Regions from separate parts of the Homo sapiens genome. Here region 1 is linked to region 2. A link is an interaction called in ENCODE POLR2A ChIA-PET data of the cell type or tissue named here. Cell type or tissue: PC-9. All regions are shown on one strand. Each heading gives the region's core, and the rest is flanking DNA. Links, peaks and the distances in the headings are about the cores only. Region 1 overlaps MLH3 (mutL homolog 3). Region 2 overlaps NEK9 (NIMA related kinase 9).

The links. Peaks named below come from ENCODE experiments on the same cell type or tissue, not always from the same donor. Only the 100,000 strongest peaks of a DNase experiment are listed, where the experiment ranks them.
Region 1: POLR2A ChIA-PET joins it to region 2 with 6 read pairs; 2 of 35 experiments call an interaction of 5 or more read pairs at or near these places.

Annotation. Positions count from the first base shown.
Region 1 is chr14:75,037,875-75,049,596 of GRCh38, reverse strand. It overlaps MLH3 (mutL homolog 3), which reads left to right. Exons shown (of 13, transcript NM_001040108.2): 2 at 1-3,221; 3 at 7,120-7,218; 4 at 7,897-7,982; 5 at 9,582-9,686; 6 at 11,185-11,257. Among named protein-coding and RNA genes, the nearest start is that of MLH3, 7.7 kb to the left of the region's middle. In PC-9, for the core only: no CTCF peak of the experiment used is centred there; DNase peaks (open chromatin) are centred at 5,126 and 7,916; H3K4me3 peaks cover 224 bases; H3K27ac peaks cover 2,706 bases.
Region 2 is chr14:75,111,386-75,123,107 of GRCh38, reverse strand. It overlaps NEK9 (NIMA related kinase 9), which reads left to right. Exons shown (of 22, transcript NM_033116.6): 3 at 1,934-1,989; 4 at 2,528-2,598; 5 at 4,173-4,278; 6 at 5,782-5,913; 7 at 8,795-8,905; 8 at 9,705-9,769. It also overlaps the pseudogene HIF1AP1. Among named protein-coding and RNA genes, the nearest start is that of NEK9, 9.8 kb to the left of the region's middle. In PC-9, for the core only: no CTCF peak of the experiment used is centred there; DNase peaks (open chromatin) are centred at 1,947 and 2,347; H3K27ac peaks cover 881 bases.

The DNA of each region.
Region 1 (11,722 bases), core at 1,680-9,679, 73 kb after region 2:
CTCCTTGGGCCAATGTGTTGAGGAACTTGCCCTCAACAGTATTGATGCTGAAGCAAAATGTGTGGCTGTCAGGGTGAATATGGAAACCTTCCAAGTTCAAGTGATAGACAATGGATTTGGGATGGGGAGTGATGATGTAGAGAAAGTGGGAAATCGTTATTTCACCAGTAAATGCCACTCGGTACAGGACTTGGAGAATCCAAGGTTTTATGGTTTCCGAGGAGAGGCCTTGGCAAATATTGCTGACATGGCCAGTGCTGTGGAAATTTCGTCCAAGAAAAACAGGACAATGAAAACTTTTGTGAAACTGTTTCAGAGTGGAAAAGCCCTGAAAGCTTGTGAAGCTGATGTGACTAGAGCAAGCGCTGGGACTACTGTAACAGTGTATAACCTATTTTACCAGCTTCCTGTAAGGAGGAAATGCATGGACCCTAGACTGGAGTTTGAGAAGGTTAGGCAGAGAATAGAAGCTCTCTCACTCATGCACCCTTCCATTTCTTTCTCTTTGAGAAATGATGTTTCTGGTTCCATGGTTCTTCAGCTCCCTAAAACCAAAGACGTATGTTCCCGATTTTGTCAAATTTATGGATTGGGAAAGTCCCAAAAGCTAAGAGAAATAAGTTTTAAATATAAAGAGTTTGAGCTTAGTGGCTATATCAGCTCTGAAGCACATTACAACAAGAATATGCAGTTTTTGTTTGTGAACAAAAGACTAGTTTTAAGGACAAAGCTACATAAACTCATTGACTTTTTATTAAGGAAAGAAAGTATTATATGCAAGCCAAAGAATGGTCCCACCAGTAGGCAAATGAATTCAAGTCTTCGGCACCGGTCTACCCCAGAACTCTATGGCATATATGTAATTAATGTGCAGTGCCAATTCTGTGAGTATGATGTGTGCATGGAGCCAGCCAAAACTCTGATTGAATTTCAGAACTGGGACACTCTCTTGTTTTGCATTCAGGAAGGAGTGAAAATGTTTTTAAAGCAAGAAAAATTATTTGTGGAATTATCAGGTGAGGATATTAAGGAATTTAGTGAAGATAATGGTTTTAGTTTATTTGATGCTACTCTTCAGAAGCGTGTGACTTCCGATGAGAGGAGCAATTTCCAGGAAGCATGTAATAATATTTTAGATTCCTATGAGATGTTTAATTTGCAGTCAAAAGCTGTGAAAAGAAAAACTACTGCAGAAAACGTAAACACACAGAGTTCTAGGGATTCAGAAGCTACCAGAAAAAATACAAATGATGCATTTTTGTACATTTATGAATCAGGTGGTCCAGGCCATAGCAAAATGACAGAGCCATCTTTACAAAACAAAGACAGCTCTTGCTCAGAATCAAAGATGTTAGAACAAGAGACAATTGTAGCATCAGAAGCTGGAGAAAATGAGAAACATAAAAAATCTTTCCTGGAACATAGCTCTTTAGAAAATCCGTGTGGAACCAGTTTAGAAATGTTTTTAAGCCCTTTTCAGACACCATGTCACTTTGAGGAGAGTGGGCAGGATCTAGAAATATGGAAAGAAAGTACTACTGTTAATGGCATGGCTGCCAACATCTTGAAAAATAATAGAATTCAGAATCAACCAAAGAGATTTAAAGATGCTACTGAAGTGGGATGCCAGCCTCTGCCTTTTGCAACAACATTATGGGGAGTACATAGTGCTCAGACAGAGAAAGAGAAAAAAAAAGAATCTAGCAATTGTGGAAGAAGAAATGTTTTTAGTTATGGGCGAGTTAAATTATGTTCCACTGGCTTTATAACTCATGTAGTACAAAATGAAAAAACTAAATCAACTGAAACAGAACATTCATTTAAAAATTATGTTAGACCTGGTCCCACACGTGCCCAAGAAACATTTGGAAATAGAACACGTCATTCAGTTGAAACTCCAGACATCAAAGATTTAGCCAGCACTTTAAGTAAAGAATCTGGTCAATTGCCCAACAAAAAAAATTGCAGAACGAATATAAGTTATGGGCTAGAGAATGAACCTACAGCAACTTATACAATGTTTTCTGCTTTTCAGGAAGGTAGCAAAAAATCACAAACAGATTGCATATTATCTGATACATCCCCCTCTTTCCCCTGGTATAGACACGTTTCCAATGATAGTAGGAAAACAGATAAATTAATTGGTTTCTCCAAACCAATCGTCCGTAAGAAGCTAAGCTTGAGTTCACAGCTAGGATCTTTAGAGAAGTTTAAGAGGCAATATGGGAAGGTTGAAAATCCTCTGGATACAGAAGTAGAGGAAAGTAATGGAGTCACTACCAATCTCAGTCTTCAAGTTGAACCTGACATTCTGCTGAAGGACAAGAACCGCTTAGAGAACTCTGATGTTTGTAAAATCACTACTATGGAGCATAGTGATTCAGATAGTAGTTGTCAACCAGCAAGCCACATCCTTAACTCAGAGAAGTTTCCATTCTCCAAGGATGAAGATTGTTTAGAACAACAGATGCCTAGTTTGAGAGAAAGTCCTATGACCCTGAAGGAGTTATCTCTCTTTAATAGAAAACCTTTGGACCTTGAGAAGTCATCTGAATCACTAGCCTCTAAATTATCCAGACTGAAGGGTTCCGAAAGAGAAACTCAAACAATGGGGATGATGAGTCGTTTTAATGAACTTCCAAATTCAGATTCCAGTAGGAAAGACAGCAAGTTGTGCAGTGTGTTAACACAAGATTTTTGTATGTTATTTAACAACAAGCATGAAAAAACAGAGAATGGTGTCATCCCAACATCAGATTCTGCCACACAGGATAATTCCTTTAATAAAAATAGTAAAACACATTCTAACAGCAATACAACAGAGAACTGTGTGATATCAGAAACTCCTTTGGTATTGCCCTATAATAATTCTAAAGTTACCGGTAAAGATTCAGATGTTCTTATCAGAGCCTCAGAACAACAGATAGGAAGTCTTGACTCTCCCAGTGGAATGTTAATGAATCCGGTAGAAGATGCCACAGGTGACCAAAATGGAATTTGTTTTCAGAGTGAGGAATCTAAAGCAAGAGCTTGTTCTGAAACTGAAGAGTCAAACACGTGTTGTTCAGATTGGCAGCGGCATTTCGATGTAGCCCTGGGAAGAATGGTTTATGTCAACAAAATGACTGGACTCAGCACATTCATTGCCCCAACTGAGGACATTCAGGCTGCTTGTACTAAAGACCTGACAACTGTGGCTGTGGATGTTGTACTTGAGAATGGTAAGTACGTAGTATTCATGTGCATGAGATGCTTTTGAAGATGGGAATGCTGGACAAGGAGTAAGATCCTCATTATCCAAAGAGATTATCTCAACAGATAGAACATTTTGAAGACCACTTATAAAACATATGTTGTATTTTCATGCTATATGAAGATTTGCTACGTCCAACACTACTTTTTTTTTTTTTTTTTTTTGAGACGGAGTCTTGCTCTGTCACCCAGGCTGGAGTGCAGTGGTGCGATCTCAGCTCACTGCAACCTCTGCCCCCCTGGTTCAAGCGATTCTCCTGCCTCAGCCTCCAGTGTAGCTTGGATTACAAGAGCATGCCACCATGCCCAGCTAAATTTTTTTATTTTCAGTAGAGACAGGATTTCACTATGTTGGCCAGGCTGGTCTCAAACTCCTAGCCTCAAGTGATCCACCTGCCTCGGCCTCCCAGAGTGTTGGGATTATAGGTGTGAGCCCGCACGCAGCCTCTAGGTCCAACACTATTTAAATGGAGAAGTACAGTGAAAGGATGTCAGTGTGTGTATATGTGTCTATGGGTGTGTGTATGTGTAAGAAAGGGGGTGATGGGTATATACCTAGAGCAACAACAAAAGGGGTGAGACTGTCCAATTTTAATAAAAATGATACTATTAATAGTTGGGAAGATCCACAGTACTTTCCTACCTTGTTTTCCCTTCCTGTTAAATGCCCAGCTTTCCTAGAAATGTGTCTTTAAAGGCACCTGCAGTGTCAGCATGGTATTTTACTGGAAGTTTCTCTGCGTGGCTTCCAGGTTAAGGGCCAGAATGATTCTGTAATCATCCTAGGTTTCCCAGTAAACTCTATGGCTTAGTACAGTACTACATTTATGAGCTTTTTCTTTCTAGAAAGTAGGACTTGTCCATGAATTTTCAAAATATAGGTCAAGTATATACTTTCATGACTATACTTTTCAAATGTACTTTATTATAATGCATATGGTAAAATCTCCTTGATGTGTTTATGGTACAAGTAGCTGTTATTCAGGAAGACAATAATATGGCATTTATTTATTTGAGACAGAGTTTCACTCTTGTTGCCCAGGCTGGAGTGTAGTGGCGTGATCTCGGCTCACTATAACCTCCGCCTCCCAGGTTCAAGGGATCCTCCTGCCTCAGCCTCCCAAGTAGCTGGGATTACAGGCACCCGCTACCACACCCGGCTAATTTTTTGTGTTTTTGTAGAGACAGGGTTTTACCGTGTTGGCCAGGCTTGTCTCGATCTCCTGACCTCAGGTGATCCACCTGCCTCGGCCTCCCAAAGTGGTGGGATTATAGGCGTGAGCCACTGCACCCAACCAATATAGCTTTTAGATCGTACCACAGGGCTACATTAGAGCCTGCACTAGGACTCTGGGTTCTCGGTCCACATTTAAAGTGATATTGCTTTGGCAGTGTGTTGAGAGCCAGATGTTGGGAGGTGATAAAGCTGATTTCCATCTGGCTATAATCTTGGCTTTGCACTAGGAGGATAAACATTACATCTGTATCCGTATTTAAAATTTTGAATGCTGCAGAAGAATGGAACATGTATAAATGTAGTTATAAGTCAATTTCTAATTTCTCCTGACGATGAATATCTCTAGCAGAAAGCTGTGGTTTCTTTAAGGTTAAATGAAACCTTTACTTTTCAGTGTTTTTCTGTTTTTCCTTGTGAAAAAAAAATCACTGTAGTAACTTCAGTAGTATTTCATAGTATTTTGTAGTATTCATTAGGAGAAAACTCATTTCTTTCACTGTTGTTCCTGAGACTATCAAGTTGCTCTTAAAGCCACTTTATGTGCTTTTCAATCTATGTGGTTTTATGTCCTGACTTACACTGAAGGCTTTTCAGAGGTAAATCTACAGCACTGACACCTCATCTTCCTGAAATGCAACTGCTTCTGATATGGTGCCAAAAAATAACTGGATTACATTATACTGTGAGATGGCTGTTGCTAAAAGAAAGGGGGAAATCTTAGCTGCCATATTCAACGTAAATATTTCTTCCTTTTGAATATAGACGTTTAAAACACTTTAACCTACTTAACATTCTGGATTAGCATACTTTTTTATGAACTTTTGAGGGTCATGTTAACTGATAGTTTCCTAATGAAAAATATTTTTGGTATAGAAAGAAGTTCCATGAACAGATGGCTCCTCAGTACCCTGCTACCTTTCTGGAAATGGCTGATATACATCATGACATCAGGACATTGTCAAACTTTACATAAAAGTGTTACATGAAATAAATTGTTAAAAGACAATTTTTTTTTTTTGAGACGGAGTTTCGCTCTTGTTGCCCAGGCTAAAGTGAAATGGTGCGATCTCGGCTCACTGCAACCTCCGCCTTCTGAGTTCAAGCGATTCTCCTGCCTCAGCCTCCTGAGTAGCTGGAATTACAGGCATGCGCCACCATGCCTGGCTAATTTTGTATTTTTAGTAGAGACGGGATTTCTCCATGTTGGTCAGGCTGGTCTCAAACTCCCAACCTCAGGTGATCTGCCCGCCTCGGCCTCCCAAAGTGCTGGGATTACAGGCGTGAGCCACCAGCCTAAAAGATACATTTTAATGTACAGAAGGAGGATCTATAAAGGTGATTTTGAGGAGTAGTGTCAAGTCCCCAAGCCTTGGTAATTTTTTCTTTAAAATATATTTTATGCAGTTCTTTCTATTGTAGTTATAAACCTTATTTCACTTCATTATCTTAATTTTATCATTCTTAACCTCTCCAGGTTTAGTCCAACAGATTTATCTCTCATGTTTTCCTCCTGTTCTAAAGCTGTCAAATTCAGCATTGTTTCTAAAACTCAAATCTGATTATCCTTCATGGAGAAGAACAGCATTTGGGCCAGATCTTACTAGACTCTGGAGTTTGAATTGAGAACCTTTCATTTGTCTACCTGTTCACTTTTTCATGCAGCATTTGTTGATCATCCACACTGTGCTAGGTGCTGTCACGTTGCAGGTTAACTGACTTTGCTTTTAGGAGTTCACAGTACTATTAGGGAAGATAGCTATCTAAATATAATTGTATTATAATGAGACAAATGTTAGGATAGAGACATACATTGGAGATAAGAGACATAAGTTGGAGATTTGTGAAGGTTGCACCAAGTTATGGCTGACAAGTACTGCTGTATGTCTAACACAGGGCTTCTCTGGGTAATTTTTTGTTGTAAGGTTTGTCCTATGCATTGTAGAATATTTAGCAGCATCCGTGGCCTTTATCTGCTAGATGCTAGTAGAACGTAGAACCCTTTACTCAAGTTGTGACAATGAAAAGTGTCTCAAGCCGGGCACAGTGGCTCACGCCTGTAATCCCAACACTTTGGGAGGCCGAGGCGGGTGGATCACAAGGTCAAGAGTTTGAGACCAGCCCGGCCAATATGGTGAAACCCCATGTCTACTAAAAATACAAAAAAATTAGCCGGGTGTGGTGACGCATGCCTGTAATCCCAGCTACTCGGGAGGCTGAGGCAGGAGAATTGCTTGAACCCGGGAGGCGGAAGTTGCAGTAAGCCGAGATCACGCCACTGTACTCCAGCCCGGGCGACAGAGCGAGACGCCGTCTCAAAAAAAAAAAAAAGGGTCTCAAGACATTGCCAATGTCCCCTCGTGCAAAATTGCCCCCCAGTGAGAATCACAGTGACCTATTCTAGGTCTTCATTCTGTCTGGTATGAATAGATAATGGAACTAAGCATTAATATAGAGTCCTATATGGACAGCATAATTTCATTAAAGGATTTCTGATTCTCAATCTAGTGTTTAGTAGTCTGCTTTATGTCTTGACTCAGTTTGTGCAGAAAGAGGTTTTATGTGATTAAATTTTTAAAGAGTTTACTTGTATTTTAAGTTCACATTTCTAGGTTTTTCTTTCTTATATTTAGGGTCTCAGTACAGGTGTCAACCTTTTAGAAGCGACCTTGTTCTTCCTTTCCTTCCGAGAGCTCGAGCAGAGAGGACTGTGATGAGACAGGATAACAGAGGTAAGGGTGGCAGAGAGTGCTGGGGCACACAGTACACATCGTACCACCTAACTCAAAAAACAAAGCAGGCTTGCATTAAGCTTGATCAGTGCCAGCTGTGCTGTACTGGAATCAGGAATTCCCCACGGCCCTGTTTAACAGCGGAACTAATTAATTCAGCGCATGCATTTAGGTCAGAAATTACTTTTCCAGACTTGAGGTCAATATTTGCTGATTATGCATAGTCTGTGGTGTCTTGTGATTAGGGGACATGTTTCTTATTTTTAAAAAGGCTGGACTTGCACTCCAAGTTGCTGTAGTTTTATGTAAGCAAAACTCTTCAAAAAAAGCTACAGACATCAATTTTGTGTGTATGTTTAAAAATAGATAAGGTATATTTTGCTTAAAGGCAGTAAGGCTATAAATTTGAGCCATAGCTTCTCTGTCAGTATTCCACAATATCTCTTTTAACAGTTTGGAGAAAAGCTGTAATGCCAGAAGATACAGTCACCAACTCTAGTTTAAAAAGTAACAGATCAAAATAATTTAGAGATACAGCAAACACTGAACATTTGTAGAACATAGAAACAATGTACGTGACCTTTGGTCTTGAGGCTATGGCTCACCAAACAGGAAATGCCATTCCCTCCTTTCCCTGTGGTTCTGGATGCCAACTTTACCTGTTCCCTTTTGCCCTAGATACTGTGGATGATACTGTTAGTAGCGAATCGCTTCAGTCTTTGTTCTCAGAATGGGACAATCCAGTATTTGCCCGTTATCCAGAGGTGGGTCTGTAGCAGTTTTTCTTTGCCTTTTTTTTTTCTTCTTCTTCTTCTTATTTTTTAAATTTTGAGATGGAGTTTTGCTCCTGTTGCCCAGACTGAAATGCAATGGCATGATCTCGGCTCACGTAACCTTCGCTTCCCAGGTTCAAGCAATTCTCCTGCCTCAGTCTCTCGAGCAGCTGGGATTACAGGCACCTGCCACCACGCCCAGCGAATTTTGTATTTTTAGTAGAGATGGGGTTTCTCCATATTGGTCAGGCTGGTCTCTAACTCCCAACCTCAGGTGATCTGCCCGCCTCAGCCTCCCAAAGTCCTGGGATTACAGGTGTGAGCCATCACGCCCAGCCTTTCTTTGCCTGTTATTTTAAACTTTGAGTTTCAAGATGGGTACAGTGGCATGCACTTATAGTCTCAGCTACTCAGGAGGCTGAGGTGGGAGGATCACTTGAGGCCAGAAGTTCAAGGCTATATAGTGTGCTGATTGCACCTGTGACTAGCCACTGCACACTATAGCCTGGGCAACACAGTGAGACTCCATCTCTTAAAAAATAAGTAAATTAGTTAAAAATAAAATTTGAATTTTATTTAAGCTGGGTATGGGCATGCAAGACTATATTAATTTGTAATTATGATTGGAAACTGGGCATATTTCCAAATTATGTATTTGGAAATTACTGTTTAATGTAGAGGGGAGAAATAAAATTTATAGCATTTGGGAACTCAGGCATTTTGGATTAAACATGTATAATCAATGTGAGAACAGTGAATGTGTTTACCACTCTCAGAAACCCTGACTTGTAGCTTTGGCACAGTATTCAGGGTGGTGATAATGAAATTGTTATCATTAGATAAAGCCACACATCTTCTACTGGAGGAACAGTTCCTCATTGGCCCCGCATGGATGTTCTCTCCTCAGTGTATTTTCACAGAATGTACTGTGCATGTTATAAACAGGGTGTATAATAGATGAGCATTTGTTTACCAGTTCTTTCCTCAAGATATCATTTGAGGACTTGATCATGGAACATAGACAAATTGTTGTTGTGAAACAATTTTTTTTGTTTTGTCAGTAATTTTGTTTATAAGCAAAAATTTTTATGTAAGACTCATTATTCATAAATTCTTTTGAATTTTTTTTTTTTTTTTTTTTTTTTTTTTTTTTTTTGTGACAGAGTCTTGCTGTGTCGCCCAGGCTGAAGTGCAGTGGCGTGATCTCAGCTCACTGCAAGCTCCGCCTCCCGGGTTCACACCATTCTCCTGCCTCAGTCTCCCAAGTAGCTGGGACTAAAGGCGCCTGCCGCCACGCCCAGCTAATTTTTTGTATTTTTTAGTAGAGATGGGGTTTCACCATGTTAGCCAGGATGGTCTCGATCTCCTGACCTCGTGATCTGCCCGCCTCAGCCTCCCAAAGTGCTGAGATTACAGGTGTGAGCCACCACGCCCGGCCGATTCTTTTGAATTTCTATAAATTCCCTGAATTAAACCCACCTCTAGTAGGCTAAATAAAAATGAATGCTTTTAAAGCACTCTGATATCTTTGGTAAAACAATTCTGACACAAAAATTAAAATTTCAATTATATTTTGCTGAGTCTTTCTAGGTTGCTGTTGATGTAAGCAGTGGCCAGGCTGAGAGCTTAGCAGTTAAAATTCACAACATCTTGTATCCCTATCGTTTCACCAAAGGAATGATTCATTCAATGCAGGTAAAAGATTAACTTCAAAATCTCATAAATATATATATATATATATATATATATATATATATATGGCCTAACTCTTCTAAAATTTGATTTATTTAATGATATAGACCACCTTGGTCAAGGCACGTGTGTGTGTGTGTGTGTGTGTGTGTGTTCTTACTAGAACTTTTATCATCAGAAGAAAAAGCAAGGGATTAATTATAATTACAAAGAAAGAAATATCTTTAGTAGTGTAAGTAGGTTTGGAGGGAATGAATTATGGATTCAGGCTGACAGTTTCAAGGATTCTCAAGGTTCTCCTGCAGAAGATTATATATTGACTTTATATTTGGCAATAATTTATAAATCAAAGTCCTTTAGTGACCTTGTCCTTAAGTGTGCAACAGTGCCCTTTTAGAAATTACCTTCTATTGTGTGAGCCTACACAGGTTTGGGAAAGCCCATATTGAGAAGTCATTTCACAAAAGGGACCCTTTGTCTGATCTGCTTTTCTATTTTGCCTTGTGTTTACCACCATGGCTGTCTTATTCCCTTTGTTTTCAGTACGGAAACAAATTAGGAGGCTAACAAATTTGGGTAAACTCCTAACCTGGCATTGACCTGGTACCAGAGCAGGCAAGCAGTTGATCCAGAAATAGACCCTGGGGCAGTGGTATAGGCTCGGGGGTATTGGAGAGCCTCAAGTACCTAGACAGAGAGGAACCACCAAGGTCTAAAGCCACCAGTGGCTTTTAACTTACTTCTTTAATAGACTAGCAGCCGGGCGCGCTGGCTCACGCCTGTAATCCCAGCACTTTGGGAGGCCGAGGTGGGTGGATCATGAGGTCAGGAGTTCGAGACCATCCTGGCTAACACGGTGAAACCCCGTCTCTACTAAAAATACAAAAAATTAGCTGGGCGTGGTGGCGGGCACCTGTACTCCCAGCTACTCGGGAGGCTGAGGCAGGAGAATGGCATGGAGGCAGGAGAATGGCATGAACCCAGGAGGCAGAGCTTGCAGTGAGCCGAGATCACACCATTGCACTCCAGCCTGGGTGACAAAGTGAGACTCCGTCTCAAAAAAAAAAAAATTAAAAATAAATAAAAATAAAAATAGACTAGTTTCTCCATAATCGTTTTCCTTGCTTTCATATAAATTTTAAAAATTTATTTCAGCCTGTATGTTAGCAATCTCTGGTCACATTACCTATTCTCAAGAGTCACTCTGTTGGGAACATCTCAGGCCTTCTCTAAAGTATTGCTAGCACACCACTCTGAGACGTGGGAGTCTGTCTTCCCCTGTCGCCTCCCTCCCCTTACATCTTCTGATCAACTCCACCTGCCCATTCTTTCATCCTTCCTAGTGACTTTTTCTGGTTCATCAGAACCTTACCCAGTCTCAAAGAAAGGAGTGTGATAAGGCAAACAACTCTAAATAAAATACAGTTCTGTATCTTTCTATGCAAATAAGCCTTTGTTAATTTTTATTTAGTGTTGTACCACTTATTTGAATGTCTGACAGGTTCTCCAGCAAGTAGATAACAAGTTTATTGCCTGTTTGATGAGCACTAAGACTGAAGAGAATGGCGAGGCAGGTAAGAATGGAGTTTAGCCTGAATGATTAACCAGCTGGTCTTCTTGTAACCTTTTTTTAATGATTATTTTTGGTATATAATATAGTTTCAATGATTTGGATGGATTAGGGAAAGCCAATCTAAAACTAAGAATATTATGAAGGCTGGGTGCGGTGGCTCACACCTGTAATCCCAACACTTTGGGAGGTGAGGCAGGTGGATGGCTTGAGGCCAGGAGTTCAGGACCAGCCTGAGCAACATGGCAAAACCCCGTCTCTACTAAAAATACAAAAATTAGCTGGGCATGGTGGTGTGCACCTGTAGTCCCAGCTACTCAGGAGGCTAAGGCACAAGAATCGCTTGAACTTGGGAGGCAGAGGATGTAGTGAGCCGAGATTGCGCTATTACACTCCAGCCTGGGCGACAGACATTTAGTTTTATGTTCATACACATACATATACTCAGGATGCACATTAAACTATCAAG
Region 2 (11,722 bases), core at 1,947-9,946:
TTAAAATGAGTTTGTTGGCCAGGGACAGTGCACACCTGTAATCCCAGCGCTTTGAGAAGCCAAGACAAGCAGATCACTTGAGCATAGGAGTTTGAGGAAAGCCTAGGCAACATAGTGAAACCCTGTCACTACCAAAAATACAAAAAATTAGCTGGGTGGTGTGCACCTGTAGTCACAGCTACTTGGGAGGCTGAGGAGGGAGGATGGCTTGAGACTGGGAGGCAGAGGTTGCAGTGAGCTTGTGAGCTCAGACCGCTGCACTCCAGCCTGGGCGATGGAGCCAGACCCTGTCTCAAAAAAAAAAAAAAAAAAAAAAAAGCTGGGCGTGGTGGCTCACGCCTGTAATCCCAACACTTTGGGAGGATCACAAGGTCAGGAGATCGAGACCATCCTGGCCAACATGGTTAAACCCAGTCTCTACTAAAAATAACAAAAATTAGCTGTGCATGGTGGCGCGTGCCTGTAATCCCAGCTACTCGGGAGGCTGAGGCAGGAGAATCGCTTGAACCAGGGAGTTGGAGGTTGCAGTGAGTGGAGATCATGCCACTGCAGCCTGGTGACAGAGCGAGACTCCATCTCAAAAAAAAAAAGTTTGTTGATAACAGTACCTACTTTCTAGGATTGTTGTATTACATGCATAGTGCTTGGTAGGTAGAAAGTGTTTGCTACATACTGTACTAGCTGTTAATCATCTTATTGCACAGGAGAACCTCCAAAGCCCTTTTCTGAACTGCATGCTAAAGAGGTCCCAGCATATTCGTCACTTACGACTTCCTTGTGTAAACTCTTGTATATTATGATCATTGGTGATCAATGCCATATACAAGATTCTGTTAAAAATTTTCGAAGTAGCAGAAGCCCTAGGTAGTTAACTTCTTTTGTGGTTAGGAAGAACTGGAACAAATGATACATTTATTGAAACTGAGTTATTAAGTTGCAGGGGAAAAGAAGTTGTAAAAACTTACCCAGGGCTAAAGTGTAAGTTATAGTTGCAGGTGGGATGTAAGATGAACCATGATTACTTGCAGTCTGTATTACTTGGTAAAGGAAAGAGAGAAGTAAATTCACACTTATTCCACAGGAAGAAATTAGTAAAGAGAGTAATGATAGGAAACAGTCTAGGGGTAGACCCTAAATTTTGGGAAATATTTCGGTGTGAAGTAGAAAATTTGTCAATATATACCCTATAAATACAAAACATTGCATCACAGGTGTAACCCAATTTTTTTCTTTTTTTCCTGAGATAGACTCTCACTGTCACCCAGCCTGGAGTGCAGTGGTGCGATCCCAGCTCACTGCAACCTCCGCCTCCCAGGCTCAGGCGATCCTCCCACGCTCAGGCGACCCTCCCACCTTAGCCTCCTGATTAGCTGGGACCACAGGCACATGCCCCAACAGCTGGCTAACTTTTTGTATTTTTGGTAGAGACAAGGGTTTTGCCGTGTTGCCCAGGCTGGTCTTAAATTCCCAAACCCAAATGATTTGCCCACCTCAGCCTCCCAAAGTGCTGGGATTATAGGCGTGAGCCAATGTGCCCAGCCTAATCCAGATGTTATAGTAGTCACAACTGGGAGAGTTGTTACAAAAATATTGTAGAGTCCTTAAAGGAGAGTTCTAGAAAAGAAATCTGATTTTGAATATACTTCACTTGTTGGGAACAACAAGAATGGTCTTTACTCACATCTTTTCTAAAAATGTCTTTTTTTTAATTACGCCTCTTGTGTTAGAGAGGGAGATCTTTGAAGAATATTTCTGATGCGGTCCTTGAGAGATGGGAAGAGTTTTGTGCCCATGTGAAAAGTCAAAAGAAGTAGTTGCCTATGGAGAGAAAGCAGAATCCTTCATTTCCTTGTGTCACCTAAAAAAACCTGTTACAGGAGCCAAGCTTTGATCTGTATTAAGCAATTCAAATCTGTGTCTTGTTTAATTGCAGGAGGGAACCTGTATGACAAAATCCTTCGTCAGAAGGACAAGTTGTTTGAGGAAGAGGTAATTCATATTTCTGTGGAAGGAAGTTAGAATTGTAGTGTTGTAATTCTTGCATTCTAGTTCTGTATTTACTCTTCCAATAGTGAAGAGTGTTTTTTTCCTTTTGTTCAGACTCCTTCCAGGCTCTGATATTCATGAGAAAGGAAACCTCTAACAAGGAAGCTGTCTATAGCTGCTTCCTAAACGTTTTACCTCCACATCATGATTCTCTGTGGGCTTTCTTTCCTGGTTCTATTACTGCGTACTGGTATGCCCAGTTTTCTATAACTTTGCATTCTTCCTGAATTTTCCTACATGTCTGCTTTACCATACTATATATTATAATGACATTGGAACTATTTTATGAGGAACCTGTTTTTTGTGGTTTTTTACCCCTTCACTTTTCTTTGCCTACTCAACCTGCAAGGAAGAGATGTCAAGTCATGTTGAATCATAACTTCTGGTTGCAGTTTTCTTTGTTTTGTTTGTTTATGTGTGTGTGTATTTACTTAAATGGAGCTTTTTGTTTCTAATCCAAATATTTATTTTTTCTCTGCAGATGGTGGTGTGGTACCTATTTCAGATTGTTTCAGCAGTGAGCTGCATCCATAAAGCTGGAATCCTTCATAGGTAAGAAGTAAAAAAAATTATGGATGGATTCTTCCCTACCAATTCAGCCCCTACCGTGGATACCCCCCCAACAACACTTTTATTTTCTTGGTTAAGCAGCCAAGAGTTTTTCCATTGATATCACTAGGAAAGGAAAGTAATGAGCAATATTATTTTCACTCCCTGAGGTTAAACCATGTTTATGATCTAGGAAGAGTCTCCTCAGTAGCCAAGTACTACTGAAGTCATTTTACAGACAAAAATTTTAGAGTTCAGTTTGTTAATTCATCAGTAAAGCCTAGAAGGGCACTATGAGAAGTAGTATTTGGTAAGAATTCACAGCAATAATAATTGGCAATTCTTTTTAATTCTATAATTAAGATCTTTTAATTTAAATAAAAGCCTCTTCACTCTGTATATTTACTTGTACAAATTTACCAGATCTTTAAAAACAAGCATGATTGCATTCATTTCTAGCTATAGAAGAGAAGCATCTCAATAACATTTTCACATCATTATGCCCTTCTTAAGTGAGTCATTGACTGGTGCCAGAGATTAATTATAATACACTAAGATTTCTTTTTTTATTGGTTTGTTCATTCAGTTAACATGTATTTCTTGATAGCTATTAAATGGCTTCTGTTGCATGTTGTTATTTTCTTTTTAAAAGTAACAAAGTATATTGTTCTGGTTTATTCGCATCTTTCAATAAAGGAAGACATAGTGAACCAGGCACAGTTATTTTGTTTTACATATGGTCAATTTATCTTTAGAAAAATAGCCTGTGATTTTATTTAGATGACTAAATGGCCTAATCATATCATTGCAGGGACATGTAGGCCTCTTCTCTTGCCTTAACAGATTATTTGAAACTTTGACACCAACCAAGTTTGTTAAAGTTGCCTTGATATCACTTAATTCAAGGCATAAGTGATAGTTGAAGAGGTGTGGTATCTTATGGGAATTATGGTTACCTAGAGCACCATTTTCCTCATCTGACCGTCTCAACTTTTCCTAATAGCTTCAGTAGTATGGGAGATATTTCTATGCTGTGAAGCCCTAGAGGATGAAGTTAATTCTCTGCCTTCACTCCTTTAAAGTCCCCACTTCAGTGTTAAATAGCATGTGAAAGTGATGACCACTGTGGGATGTTTAGGATATCCTAAATGAATGAGCAATGGTAACACTCTTTTTTTGTTTTATTTTGTTTTAGTTTTTGAGACAGGGTCTCACCCTGTTGCCCAGGCTGGAATGTAGTGGTGCAATCATGACTCACTGCAGCCTCAGCCTCCTGGGCTCAACTGATTCTCGGTGCTTTAACCTCCCGAGAAGCTAGGACTACAAGTGTATGCCACCACTCCTGACTAATTTATTTTTTGTAGAGATGGGGTCTCACCATGTTGCCCAGGCTGGTGAAGAACTCCTGGCCTCAAGCAGTACTCCTGCCTTGCCCTCCCAAAGTGCTGAGATTACAGATGTGAGCCACTGTACCCGGCCCACACTCATTTTTATTCTGTAATAATCCTGGGCAAGGCGGGGGATGAAATAAAACAATTATCTGTGTGAACTTAATTTGCAGCATCTTTTTTTTTCAGAGATATAAAGACATTAAATATTTTTCTGACCAAGGCAAACCTGATAAAACTTGGAGATTATGGCCTAGCAAAGAAACTTAATTCTGAGTATTCCATGGCTGAGACGGTATGTGTTGCCCTTGTCTTAATTTTTATTTTATTTTCTAGCACTGTGAAATATAACTGTACTCCCTAAATCTTGCATACTTTTCTCAATATTCTTGCAAGTTCTCCATACTTTTAATGCATGTCTTCAGAAGTCTTTTTCCTGGGCCCACTAGCAGGCATTTAAGTCATTGCCCACGTTACAGCTCTGACCTCATAGCCTTTTTCCAGCACTGATTAGGGACTTATCTAAAAGCAGCAAAATGCTTTACTGTTTTGTCCAGGTTAGGATCTTTAGTAGATTTCACTTTATCTCTTATTTAATGTTTGAGCTCAAGGTGTTAGACATCTCTTTGTTTTTCCTTTGAATGCTTCTGGTTCAAAGAGAACCCTATATTTCAAGTGAAGGCTGATGCTCAGAGAACAATCCATTCTTTAATATTATACACAGTCTGAACTGCACAGGGGTCCCTTCTCACATGATTTTGAGAAAGATCATTGGTAAAGAGTAGACATAAGTTGATCTTTAGGACAGTAATCTTATCCTTTTAGGAATTATAAAACCCAGTTGTTATTCTTCTAGTTTCACAATGCTCTGTCCTTAAAAGAAATTGAAAACTGATTTTGGCCAATAATTTTTTTTTTAATAATGTCAAGGTTTGCCTGCAAGCAATTTAGATGTTTAGGGTTTGGAGTCTCTGCTTCAGGGACTCAGATGTTTCTATGATGGAGGCCAAAGTGAGCTTCTGAAGAAGCAATCATATCTTTATATGGATTTTTCTCATCAAGAACAATCTGATAAAACCAAGACTTGACTTTTTTTAGCTAGTTAAATGCAAAGAAGGAATGATATGAAAATTTATAAAAGCCATGTAAGCCATCTGAAATTTGCTTTGCTTTGCTGCTTAAAGCTGACTATGAATTTTATTAGAGCTGCTAGGGCATTCATTATATCTCATCTTGGGAGAGGCATGACTTCTTAGGACATTTTTATTTCCAAATTTATTTTTGAAGTCAGAAAATCTTTTTCAAATTCAAAGGAAATTCGCTAGCTGTGTTAGTATAACAGATGCCAAATTGGGCATTTTAAAAGTTTCATTGCGCGTATTTTAGTTAGAACATCTAATTCCTTCATTGAGTTACCATCTCCCCACTGCCAGTGTTTGGATTTTTTTCCCATTGGTGAACTTCTACTAAGTATGTCTTTAAGTTTGTGTAAAGTCTTCAGTAGGCCTTGAATGCCTGAAGCCTCTGTGATCTAGGAATCACAGAGCTATTGAGCCCCTCAAGTTACCACAGTTCCTTTGTCACAGAGATTGTCCCTTTATAATTGACCCAAGAGGTTTGATATGAATAAGATTTCTTTCCATAGTGGCATCGTCTCATAAAAACCATTTTGGAATCTGCTGATGAATGTTTTATGGTTGTTATGACTAGTTCCTAGGAAATTTAATTAAGCTGTTGAAATGTTAACATAGTTACCTCAGAAAAGAAGTTATTCTTTGATTGTTTCTTTGTTGCTCAGCTTGTGGGAACCCCATATTACATGTCTCCAGAGCTCTGTCAAGGAGTAAAGTACAATTTCAAGTCTGATATCTGGGCAGTTGGCTGCGTCATTTTTGAACTGCTTACCTTAAAGAGGACGTTTGATGCTACAGTAAGTTGGCATATTATCCCCATATTGCATTTAGCAGGTTGCAAATGGTACAGCTTGACTAAGCAGATCAACTCTATTCCCAGGCTTCTGATTTCTGGCAAAAATAACCTGTATTCAGGTACAAGATTAGTAATCTATTACTAAAATGCTATAGACCCAGCCAGGCGCAGTGGCTCACGCCTGTAATCCCAGCATTTTGGGAGGCCGAGGTGGGTGGATCACTTGAGGTCACCCCGGCCAACATGGTGAAACCCCGTCTCCATTAGAAATACAAAACTCAGCCGGGTGTGGTGGCGCACACCTGTAATCCCAGCTATTTGAGAGGCTGAGGCACAAAAATTGCTTGAACCCAGGAGGTGGAGGTTGCAGTGAGCCAAGATCATGCCACTGCACTCCAGCCTGGGCAACAGAGCAAGACTCTGTCTCAAAAAAATCTCCAACTTGAATTCCCTGTTGAAATGATCACTTGAACCCGGGAAGTGGAGACTGCAGTAAGCCAAGATCGCACCACTGTACTCCAGCCTGGGCAACAGAGCAAGACCCTGTCTCAAAAAAAAATTAAAATTAAATTAAATTTAAAAGTTCATCTCTTAAAAGCAAAAAATGGAATATGATGGTTCACTTTTTCAAGCAGTAGGAATTGGAACATTATTAACAGCAGCCAGATGATCATGCAGCTACTGCATCACTTTCCTAGAAACGTGTAAAAGAATGCAAATCTAGTGAACAGAATGGAAGGGAGCAAAAGATAATTGTTTTATTTGGGTCTCACTCTGTTGCCCAGGCCTGGAGTGCAGTGTCGTGATCATAGCTCACTGCAGTCTCAAACTCCTGTGCTCCAGCAGTCATCCCGCCTCAGTCTCCTGAGTAGTTCGAACTACAGGCATGCCTCACCACACCTGGCTATTTTTTGTAGAGATGGGTTCTCACTATGTTACCCAAGCTTGTTTCAAAATCCTGGCCTCAAGTGATCCTCCTGCCTTGGCCTGTGCTAGGATTACAGGTATGAGCCCCCATGCCCAGCATATTTATGCCTTTTTCTAAATTGTTACTTCTTTGTGCCTTTATTCTATCTTGTAAACACTTCTGACATAGCACCAGTATCACTTTATTGTACTTACTTTTTTTATATAGCTGTGGTTTTGCCAGGTAGTCTAAAACCCTTCCAAATGTTTGCTTTATTTTCTGCAATACCTAACACATCGTGGGTGTTAAAAATATTCATTAACTAGGAAAAAAATGTTTATCTGTTAAAAAATAAATAAAGATTGTCATTGCTTTATGGACAATGAATCCCTTTAAGTCTTTTTTTCTTTTTTTAAGTAAATTAAAGTACAACCTGATATAAAGCAGTGCTTCTCAAACTTTAATATGCATACAAAATCATCTTGTTGAAATGCAGATTTTTTTGGGGGGTGGGGTTGATAGTCTGTGTTTCTAACAAGCTCCCAAGTGATGCTGATGCTGCTGGTCCATGGAGCACACTGAGGGGCTAAAGTGGATTCATATCCAGTTGCCTCTACCAACCAGGTGTGAGAATTTAGGCAAATCACTTCATCTCTTTGATCCTCTGTTTCATTATCTATAACATGGTAACAATATATATTCCCCACACGGAGATTCTCTCATAATGTATATGAAAAATGCAAATGTAAGATAATGCAAATTCATTGCCCTTTCATAAGACCTATTCATTTTTCTAAATCCTGAAGGTTGTTCTAGTATATCATCTAATTCTCCTAAATAGTATGGTGGAAGAAAAATGACTTGGAGTCAGAGGCTGGGCGCGGTGGCTCATGCCTGTGATCCCAGCACTTTGGGAGGCTGAGGCGGACAGATCACCTGAGGTCAGGAGTTCGAGACCAGCCTGGCCAACATGGTGAAACCCTGTCTCTACTAAAAAATACAAAAATTATCCAGGCATGGTGGCGCATGCCCGTAATCCCAGCTACTCAGGAGGCTGAGGCACAAGCATCACTTGAACCCAGGAGACAGAGGTTGTAGTGAGTGGAGATCGTGTCACTGCACTCCAGCCTGGGTGACAGAGTGAGACTCTGTCTTAAGAAATGTGTGTGTGTGTACGCACACACGTGTGCATATATGTACACACACGTGTATATATGTGCACACACGTGTGTGTACATGTACACATGCACATATACATATATACACATATATGTGTGTGTATATGTATGTGTGTATATATGTGTATATATGTATATGACTTGGAGTCAGGCTTTGGTTGGAATTATAGCTCCATTTTTACTATCTGTGATTTTGGGCAAGTTACTTTACATCTCTGAGCCCCATTTTTCTCATATATAAATTGATAATGATAATAATTTCCTTGAATGGTGTTAGTGAGGCTAAAAAATATCATATATGTAATGTGCCTGTCTAGTTTGTAGTAGTCTCTCAATAATGTGGTGGTGGTATTACCATAATATTGTTAGTATTATCATCTTATTATTATTACTGCCTTATCTGTTGCAGCAGAGTATTGCCTGTACAGCCACAATTAGGATATATAAATTAGGACGCAAGTTAGTTGGCAAGGGAACTACATGAAGCCAACAAGGATGGCTAATCTTGCTTTCCTTTTTCTTGGGATTCAGTTGAAAGGTCAGATTATAATATACTCTGAGCATCATATTATTGGCCACATAGTTATAGATTGTATGGCCAGTTGGCTTCATTCTGTCTGATAGCATCAGTGCATCCCTAACCATTTTTTTTTGATGCATACTAGTAGTTATAACAAGAAGTCAGACCTATTGCCAATTCTTTAAATAATGGTCACAGACACCTGAGAGCCCCTACCAGTAGAGTATAGCATCATCTTTATATAACCAGGAACAATGCAGTCATCATTTTCTCATAGAACCCACTTAACCTGTGTGTGAAGATCGTGCAAGGAATTCGGGCCATGGAAGTTGACTCTAGCCAGTACTCTTTGGAATTGATCCAAATGGTTCATTCGTGCCTTGACCAGGTAGGTGTGACTTAAACATTCACTTCAGTTTCGTATTTCCCCTTCCAGCCTCAGTGTTTGGTGTATGGCATAGCTATAAACCATACAAAACCACATCCACTTCCCCAGGGTAGAGTGTATTTGTGGCTATACCCAGAATAGGTATTGGTAATTCATTATAGTTGTGTGCTTCAGTGAACAAATTCTTACTTCATTCTGTTTTGTAAGTGTTAGTTTGTGAAATGAATTTCCCATCTAAATTGTGCTCGATTTTTTATGACCAAGAGTAATTTCTGAATATAGATTTCAAAAAACTGCAATGAAAGATAATTTACCACTTCTAATACAGAATGTCTGTATTTCTCATATCTCATGGTTCCCTTGCTGTGTAGTTCTAGTATTATTCAAAGTATGTTTCATGAAACACTGGAGTCAGAATCACCAGGGAATGGGGGAGTTTTGTAAGTAAAAAGAAGATTCCTGGGCCCCACCCCAGACGAACTCAATCAGAATCTCTGTGGATAAAGCCCAGAAATCTTTATTTGTAACAAACACCTCAGGTAATTCTTCTGTTCTGTATATATTGAGGTTCAAGAGCCACTGCCCTAACTGAACAAGTGAGGAAGATGCATTATAAACATTCTCCTTCATGTACAAGTGTTGATTATAATGAGGTGAGAAGCATAAAATATGGAGTATCACATAAGAAATGATTTTTAAAACAAAAGGATAATGCAGTGGTCTTTGACTAATTAACATCTTTAGATCCGATGTCGCCCATTTCCATTAAGTGAAAACTAACCCTATTTTTACTTTTTAGGATCCTGAGCAGAGACCTACTGCAGATGAACTTCTAGATCGCCCTCTTCTCAGGAAACGCAGGAGGTAAATTATGAAGAAGTCACTCCATTGTCTTTTCTGAGATAGTTGACTTTTAGAGGCTTGATCAGAGTACTAAAAGAAAGAGTAGTGTTTCCTGACTTGGTTGCAATAGTGCTATTTTCTACCAACATCCCTGCTTTTATTGCTTAGGGGTGGCATCTGACTTTTGCCTCCTTAGCCTGTGCTGTTTTGTTGTAAATTTGTACTAATGAGGCCCAAGAGCCCTTCACTCCCCAACCCATTGGTTTTAAACCTTAGAGTTGAGGCATTAGAGTGCAGTAAGGAAGAGGGGTGTCTGGACTCAGACATCCTTATGTTTGTATCTGAATTTTGTCATTATCTTTGTCAAGTTATTTAACATCGTTATTTCTTGGCTTTCTCCTCTATAAAGTAAGATGAGGTCAGGATTAAAGAAGATAACGCATAAAAAGTGGTCAGCCCAGGGCCTGGCATAGGGTGCCTATCAATTGTAGTGTGAGTTGGACTGGTCCTTTGGTTTTTTTGTTTTTTGTTTGTTTTCTGAGACAGAGTCTCACTCTGTCACCCAGGCTAGAGTGCAGTGGCACAGTCCTAGCTCACTGCAGCCTTGAACTTCTGCTGCAAGTGATTCTCACACCTCAGCCTCCCAGGTAGCTAGGACTACAGGTGTGCACCATCATGCCTGGCTAATTTTTCTATTTTTATAGAGACGGGGTCTCACTGTGTTGCCCAGGCTGATCTCAAAGCTGTTGCCTAAGCAATCCTCCTGCCTCAGCCTCCCAAAGTGTTGGGATTACAGGCATGAGACACTATGCCCAGCCTGAGCCTTTGTTTTTCACTGCATTTGTTTAGGTGGTAGGTTGGAGTTGGAGGAATCCTCTTCAGGTACATTTTGCCCATATTTGAAGTCGAGTTTTATTGACTCCTCAGAGGTTATTTCCTGAGATTATTCTGTCAGATATCTTTAGAGATAGGAAGAACATCCTTTATCCCTCTGTTCCTCTAGGAGGTTTCATACCTTAATTTAAAACATTTATCTTCGTTAAATATTTGAGTCTGTATTTCATCCTATTACACTATTTTTGCCTTGCTACGCTTCTTCCTCCACTACCAGTTTTTTGTTTTTATATCTTCCAAATATTCACATACAATGCTCTTTTCAAGTCTTGCTCTTGGATACATTCTGTACATCCCTAATTGCATATTTGCTGTTTCATCAGTACTTTTATTCTACTATGCCATTTAATTAATCTTTTCTGGTTCTTCTCTAGTTGGTCTGTAGCCAGTGTTTTAGTGCCTGAAATTATGTACAGTACTCCAGATACAGCACCATGACCTTCCATTTATGTTTTGTGCACGTGCAGGCAGTATCACCCTTTTGGTCTGGTGAAGCATATTTAAAATTTTTGTCTGGCTTATTTCACAGCAATATAATGATTTATTTTATTTTATTTTATTTACTTTTATTTACTTTATGAGAGTCTCACTCTGTTGCCCAGGCTGGAGTGCAGTGGCGTAGTCTCAGCTCACTGTAACCTCCACCTGCCAGGTTTAAGCAGTTCTCCTGCCTTAGCCTCTCGGGTAGCTGGGACTACAGGCAGGCGCCACCACGCCTGGCTAGTTTTTGTATTTTTAGTAGAGACAAGGTTTTACTACGTTGGCCAGGCTAGTCTCGAACTCCTGACCTCAGGTGATCTGCCTGCATCGGCCTCCCAAAGTACTGGGATTACAGGCATGAGCCACCACACACGGCATAATCACTATTTTAAGTCACTATTTTAATCTCTTATTTCTTGAGTGTAGGCATGAAATTTTTACTGAGATAATTATAGATTTGCCTGCAATACTTTGTTGGAACTTTGTACTTTGATGGAAAACATAAGACAGAGTTTTCCAGACAGAGAATATAGCATAAACAAAATCATAGACACAGGAAGTTGTGGAAAATATTCAGGAAACACAAAATTCTATTTGGCT